Linked DNA regions of Homo sapiens: region 1 is linked to region 2. A link is a contact called in ENCODE Hi-C or POLR2A ChIA-PET data. All regions are on one chromosome and are shown on one strand. Each heading gives the region's core, a stretch centred on a gene start or an enhancer-like site at or near the end of the contact. The rest is flanking DNA. Distances are from core to core; before and after follow the strand shown. Region 1 has its middle 37 kb from the start of LINC01404. Region 2 holds the start of VHRT (ventricular heart development associated lncRNA).

Region 1 (3,456 bases), core at 539-3,038, 59 kb before region 2:
ATTCAAGATGAGATTTGGGTGAGGACACAGACAAACCATATCAAGCCCTAATTTCATTCATTCACTTCTCCATTCATTCATCCATTCCGCACTTACTGAACAATGGCTTTCACACTGAGCAGTGTTTTAAGCACTTTCCTTACAGCAATTCATGTAACTCCCACAGCAACCCTAAATGAGGTAGACGCTATTATAATTTCCCTTTTACATATGGGTGACCTAAGGCCCCGAGAGGGACTGTCACTTGCCTTGGGTAACACAGCTTGTAAATGTTGAAGTCAGGATTCCAACTCAGAGCACCTGGCCACAAAGTCCATGCTCTTAACTTTTTATAGCCAGATGTTTCCTCTCTGCAAATCAGAGGTTATAATAGCACTTTCCTCCTGGGGTTGTTGTGGGGATGAAACTCAGTCTTGCCTTTACACAATTAGCGCAGTGCCTGCTCCTCAGGGAGTTGTTATTTTAAATTTTTTTTTTTTTTTTTTTTGAGACGGAGACTTGCTCTGTTCTCCAGGTTGGGGTGAAGTGATGCGATCTCAACTCACTACAACCTCTACTTCCCAGGCTCAAGCGATCCTCCCACCTCAGCCTCCTGAGTAGGTAGGACTACAGATGCATGCCACCATGCTCGGCTAATTTTTTATTTTTTTTTTAAATGAGGTCTCACTATATTGGCCAGGCTGGGGAGCTGTTATTTTTATTTATTATTTTCTTTTTCTTGCCAGTACACCTCCAGGCCTCTGCACTTGACTCCCCTCTTGGCCTGGCTCTCTTTGGATTGCCTTTGAAGCCTCCAATTCAAGCGTCACCTCTTCTAGGGAGCCTTCCCTGACCTTGCAAAACAGGCTAAGTGTAAGCAGAGCCCCTGAGGTTACCACACTGTTCTACGATGTTCCACCTCCAGCTAATGTAGGAACAGCAGTTGTGCTTTCTTTTTTGTATTTCTGGCTCTTGATATGGTTCTGAACCACTGCGGATGCATGCTCAGAGAACAAGTACTCTTCGTTCAACAAAATGTTCCAGCACTGATGGCGTGTTGGGCTCTGGAGCAACAGAGTGTGAGTTTGTTGAATGGCTAAAGGACCTATTTCCATTTTCTGTGCTCATTTGGCCATCTCACTGTGAGTGCTACTCCCTCATGTACCTGAAAATGCTAAGGTGGCACTTTTTTTTTTTTTTTTTTTTTGAGACAGTGTCTTGCTCTGTCCCTGAGGCTGGGGTGCAATGGCAGGATCTTGGATCATTGCAACCTCTGCCTCCTGGGTTCAAGCAATTCTCCTGCCTCAGCCTCCTAAGTAGCTGGGATTACAGGCACCTGCCCTCACACCTGGCTAATTTTTGTATTTTTAGTAGAGACGGGGTTTCGCCATGTTGGCCAGGCTGGTCTCAAACTCCTGGCCTCAAGTGATCTGCCCGTCTCAGCCTCCCAAAGTACAGGGGTTCCAGACACAAGCCACCGCACCCAGCCTAAGGTGGCACTTTCTGGAAGGTTCCAGGCTCCTCCAAGTAGCAGCCCCCTCCCCAGTTCCAGATACCCAGCGATCTGGCTGTTTTCCCCTCATTCCTCCCTACAAAGCTCCCAGGCTGCCCCTGCACCCAGCCCCTCTCCTGAAATAGTCTCTTGTGGCTTCCCATTTGTCTTCCCAGAGCAGTCTCGTTTCTTTCATGTGCCACGGGACGCACCAACTCTCCAGGCTAAAAATACCCCTGACATTTCTGAAGGCCTGTTAGGGCCAGAGCTGCTCTCCTGAAGAGAATGAGTGTCTCTGCAAATGGAAGCAGGTGGCAGCACAGTCACGGGCGGAGGGCACCTACTGCACTTGTGGCTCAGTCCACCCAGTGGCCAACCGGCCTGCGTCCTTCATGACCCCCTCCTCCACCCTGAGCTCCTGGAGACCAGGAGTTATGAACTGGATTGCATTCTCCTAAAGCTCATATGGTGAAGCCCTAAACCCCAGTGTATTTGCAGACAGGGCCTTTAAGGAGGTAATTAATGTTAAATGGGATCATAAGGCCCGGGGGCTTATCCAACAGGACTGGTGTCCTTAGAAGAGGAAGACAATAGATCTCTCTCACGCTTTTGCTCTCTCTGCACACACAAGGAAGAGGCCATTTAAGGACCCAGCAAGCAGGTGGCTGTCCACAAGCTTGGAAGAGAGAGGCCTCACTAGAAACCAACCCTGATGGTATCCTGATCTTGGACTTTTGGACTCCAGAATTGTGAAAAGATAAATTTCTTTTCTTTTCTTTTCTTTTTTTAAGACCAGCTCTCACCCTATGACCCAGGCTGGAGTGCAGTGACACGATCATGGCTCACCTCAGCTTCAACCTCCCAGGCTCAGGTGATCCTCCCACCTCAGCCTCCTGAGTAGCTGGGACTACGGGCATGTACCACCATACCTGGCTAATTAAAAAAAATTTTTTTTAGAGACGAGGTTTTGCCATGTTGCCCAAGCTGGTCTCAAACTCCTGGGCTCAAGTGATCCTCCCGCCTTGGCCTCCCAAAGTGCTAGGATTACAGGCATCAGCCACTGCACCCGGCCAAGATAAATTTCTGTTCTTTAGGCCACCCAGTTTGTTGTGTTCTGTTATGGCAGCCCTAGCAAACTGATGCACCAGGGATTAGGGCTGGTTCCTCTCCATGTCCTCACACAGCCTGGCACAGAGTAGGTGCTCAGTAAATGTTTGTTGAATGAGGCACAGTAGTTATGAACAGGGATTATGAAACCAGATTGCTTGACTTCCAGTTCTGGCTCTGCCCCTTGCTGGGTGATCTCTCTGTACCTCCATCGTCTCATCTGTGAAGTGGAAGTAATAAAAGCTCCTAGGGTTGTTAGAGGACCACGTAAATATAGGTATTGCTTCTAGAGTAGAGTTTGACAATGGTAAGCACAAGATACGAGTTATTAGTATTCGTATTCTTGTCATCATGTTTATCTCATTGGGAATCTAGCTTTTCTTACTGCTCTGCTGTTTTTGTCTATGGTCTTTATTCTCAGTCACGCGGCAAAATTTTTCCACCCTCATGGTGGGAAGATACCTGCTAGGTACTCAAGCTTGCATCCCATCCCTCAAAAACCCCAGTCTAAAGAGAGCTTGTCGTTTCCTTCCTCAAAGTTCCAGCAAAAATCCTGGATTGGCTTTCTTCAGTCTGTCTTTGAGTCCTGCCCTTTCCTGTACCAAACTCTGGGGCCAGAGAGAGAGCCTGTTCTTATGAGCCAGTCTTAGATGTGTGCCAATCCCAGAACCAATCACTGTAGCCAGAAGGACAACAAGCTCTGATTGGCCAGGTCTGACACCAGTGATTGTGTCTAGGAGGATTAAATGCTCCAATTGGCTAGGCCCGAGTCACATGGGCATCAGGAACCAATCATTATGTCGAGGCAGATAAAATGCTCTGATAGGCCAGGTCTAAGTCATGTGCTCATCCTTGGAGCCAAGGGTTGAGGTGGGCTT
Region 2 (3,427 bases), core at 525-3,024:
CTGTGCACGGTGGCTCACGCTTGTAATCCAGCACTTTGAAAGGCCAAGGCGGGAGGATGGCTTGAGGCTGGGAGTTCAAGACCAGCCTGGGCAACAAAATGAGACATTATTTTAAAAAAGTTTTTTTTAAATACCTGGGCATGGTGGCACACATCTGTGGTCCCAGCTACTCGAAGGCTAAGGTGAGAGGATCGCTTGAGCCCAGGAGTTCCAGGCGGCAGTGAGCTATGATGGTGCCACTGCACTCCAGCCTGGGTGACAGAGAGAGACTCTGTCTCAATAAAGTATATTAAAAAAAAAAAAAAATTAGCCGAGTACCGTGGCTCACGCCTCTAATCCCAGCACTTTGGGAGGCCAAGGCGGGCGGATCACAAGGTCAAGAGACGAGACCGTCCTGGTCAACATGGTGAAACCCCGTCTCTACTAAAAATACAAAAATTAGCTGGGCGTGGCGGCGCGCACCTATAGACCCAGCTACTCGGGAGGCTGAGGCAGGAGAATCACTTGAACCTGGGAGGCAGAGGTTGCAGTGAGCCGAGATCGCACCACTGCACTCCAGCCTGGTGACAGACTGAAACTCCGTCTCAAAAAAAAAAAAAAAAAAAAAAAAATCGTGTTTATCTCTCTCTTTCTTCCTTTTTGTCTCTGTCTCTCTTCCCTCTTACCTTGTTCTATTTTCCTATTTTACTCCATAGAAGGTATCAACTTCTAACCTCCTAGGTCGTTTGCTTATTTATTACGTTTGTCATCTAAGACCTCCTGCCCACCGGCCCCCAGCAGGAAGGACTGCTCCAGGAAGGCAGGAATTGGAATTTGTGTCTGTTTTGTTCCCTGTTGACTCCCAGGGCTTAGAACAAGGCTTGGCACACAGTAGGAGCTCAGTAAATATTTGAGTAGTGAATGAATGAAATCTAAACAAGCAAATGGTTTTCCTTTATGAAGACTTTATTTCATCCTCACTCTTCTGATTTTCAGAAGCAGCAGCACGGATGAGACGGGTCTGGCAGGCTTGGCGGGGGACAGGTGGGAGGAAAGATGTTCCTCGCCCTCTCCAGATTCCGCGCCCTTGGTTCGCCAGCGGGAAGCCGTGGCTGCGCGGAGCCGAGGTAGCACCGCCCCCTGCTGGGCAGTTTGGAGAAATGCAGCGCGGACGCTCAGCGATTGGGCCAGATACATTTCAAACAAGTACACCTGGGAATTTGGAAAGGAACAGGATGGAAAGGTCATCGGGGGTGAGGCAGCCAGATGGATCTGCGGGAGGCCTTTTCAGAAAGGAAGAGGAGCCGAGAAAAAAAATGCAGCCCATTCTCTCAGCTGCAGGACCCGGATTCAAGCAGAGTCCGCGTCTCGCAATGAATGGGTTTCTCCTGTTGAGGCCAAGGCTGACCGTGATGGAAGCCAGGTGCAATTCAAGGCCAACTCCCAGGGATCTCTTTTTGGAATTTCTGGTTTCCCTAGGTTTCCTCGCAGGTTTTGTGGTGAGCATGTATCCTTTTATCAAACCCACCCCACAAAACCAGAATTTCAAAACAAGTTTTTACCCAGCCTTTTTAACAAATGTGCACATGCAGTTTCAGAAAGAGGAAATGTATTAGTGTATTAGTCCATTCTCACACTGCTATAAAGAACTACCTGAGACTGGGTAATTTATGAAGAAAAGAGGTTTTATGGACTCACCGTTCTGCAGGCTTAACCAGCAGTATGACTGGGAGACCTCAGGAAACTTACACTCATGGCGGAAGGCAAAGGGGAAACAAGCACCTTCTTCACATGGTGGCAGGAGAGACAGAGAGAGAAGTGAGGAGAGCTCTATCACGAGAATAGCAAGGGGGAGGGGGAGCTCCGCCCCCATGATACAATCACCTCCCACCAGGCCCTTCCCCCGACAAGTGGGGAATACAATTGGAGATGAAATTTGGGTGGGGACACAGCCAAACCCTATCAATTAGCCAAGTCAAGATTGTTCATTGACTCGACATTTTTACTGTGAATTTACTGTGTGCCAGCCACGGTTCTTGGTGCTGGGGCTACAGCAGCAAAACAGACAGACAAAAACCTCAGCCTTTATGGAGCCGATATTACAGTAAAAGAGACAAGTCCCTAACGCACAAATAAATGAAAATACCTGACTAAAAACTAAGGTAAGTGCCCTGAAAGAGAAAAACAAGGTGTTACCAAAAAAATTTTAAAAAGAGCAGACTTCAATTTTGGGAATCCACACCGAAGACATGAGATTTAATCTGAATTCCTCTCCCAGGAGCCAGGGGCAATCTACGGGGAGAAAGGAATAGCAAGAGAGAAGCTGGAAGTTTCCAGGCTTTCAGTCTTAATTCAGTATCCCCCAGAGAAGAATAACTTGTCCCTTTTAGTAGATGTTTGCTCTGTAGTAAAAGGACAGCATAGGAGTCTAGAATCAGAGTCCTGGGTTCAATTCCTGGCTCTGCCCCCTTCCTTAGTTTCTATTTCCTCTGTCCCTTAGAGTTATTATAAGGATTTAATGAGATAATAGAGATGTAGCTATGGACACAGCAGCTGGCAAATAGTCAATAAGTAGTCATCATTGTTTAAAGGCTCTGAGAAGATCTGCAACTGGGGAACCTGTTGAACTAGACTCTCTTGTTGGCTACAGAAAATTTTTTTTTTTTTTTTAGACAGAGACTCACTCTGTCGCGCAGGCTGGAGTGCAATGGCATCATCTCAGTTCACTGCAACCTCCGCCTCTCAGGTTCAAGAGCTTCTTCTGCCTCAGCCTCCCAAGTAGCTGGGATGACAGGCATGCGCCACCACACCCAGCTAATTTTTGTATTTTTAGTAGAGACAGAGTTTCACCATGTTGGGCAGGCTGGTTTCGAACTCCTGACCTCAAATGATTCGCCCACTTCTGCCTCCCAAAGTGCTGGGATTACAGGCGTGAGCCACCACGCCCAGCCTATAGAACCATTTTGTTGCAGGATATTGTGTGCTGTACCATATATATTGGGGAAATATTACTTCAGTTACTGGGGGTGTGGGTGGAGCAGACATTATTCATTGCCTACCCCAAGTCCATTTGCTGTCTTTTTTCTTGCTAATAGAACTCTGGTTATGTTCAGGATTAGGCCAAAGAACCTTGGATGTCAAAGCAGGTAGGTCAGACTTGGTCTAGATGTGGGCGCCTTACCTTGTTCTGGCCAGTGAGATGTATGAAAAGTCTCCTAGGGGCTTCCCCATGAAGATATTGTCCTCCATAAGAAGTAAAGAAACATTTGCACCTGACCCCACCCCCACTGCCACCACCCCCGCCCCAGCTTCTGCTTTGAACGTAGTGTCGTGAGGACAGGACACTTGGCTCTGCTGCCACCATCTTGGGACCACAAGAGGGAACCCCCACAGAGTCACAGAGACAACTCTGGGGTCCCCAATCATGTCCAGCTACTGAACAACCGTG

Evidence for each region. A loop is a pair of places that touch in the nucleus more often than their neighbours do. ChIA-PET counts read pairs that join two places held with the same protein, here RNA polymerase II (POLR2A). Pooled maps may share reads with other maps.
Region 1: a map of heart left ventricle shows a loop between it and region 2 (3-fold over the local background). The contact joins the enhancer-like site here to the promoter of VHRT in region 2. A Hi-C loop is called at or near these places in 8 of 168 maps with a recorded cell type or tissue (GM11168, Right ventricle myocardium inferior, cardiac septum and 2 more) and 8 of 50 pooled maps. POLR2A ChIA-PET finds 5 or more read pairs at or near these places in 3 of 52 experiments (Panc1, WTC11 and activated CD4-positive, alpha-beta T cell).

The regions. Positions count from the first base shown.
Region 1 is chr12:110,993,508-110,996,963 of GRCh38, reverse strand. No RefSeq gene overlaps it. Among named protein-coding and RNA genes, the nearest start is that of LINC01404, 37 kb to the right of the region's middle. Within about 2 kb of position 1,788, at least 4 of the 41 ENCODE cell types and tissues checked have a DNase peak (open chromatin) inside an H3K27ac peak, as active enhancers do; they include heart left ventricle and heart right ventricle, where a contact is called at or near this core.
Region 2 is chr12:110,934,949-110,938,375 of GRCh38, reverse strand. VHRT (ventricular heart development associated lncRNA) reads right to left here and starts at 1,774. Exons shown (of 2, transcript NR_036513.1): 1 at 1,678-1,774; 2 at 928-1,191. RefSeq lists enhancers at 1-429, 1,124-1,817, 1,818-2,511 and a silencer at 917-1,211.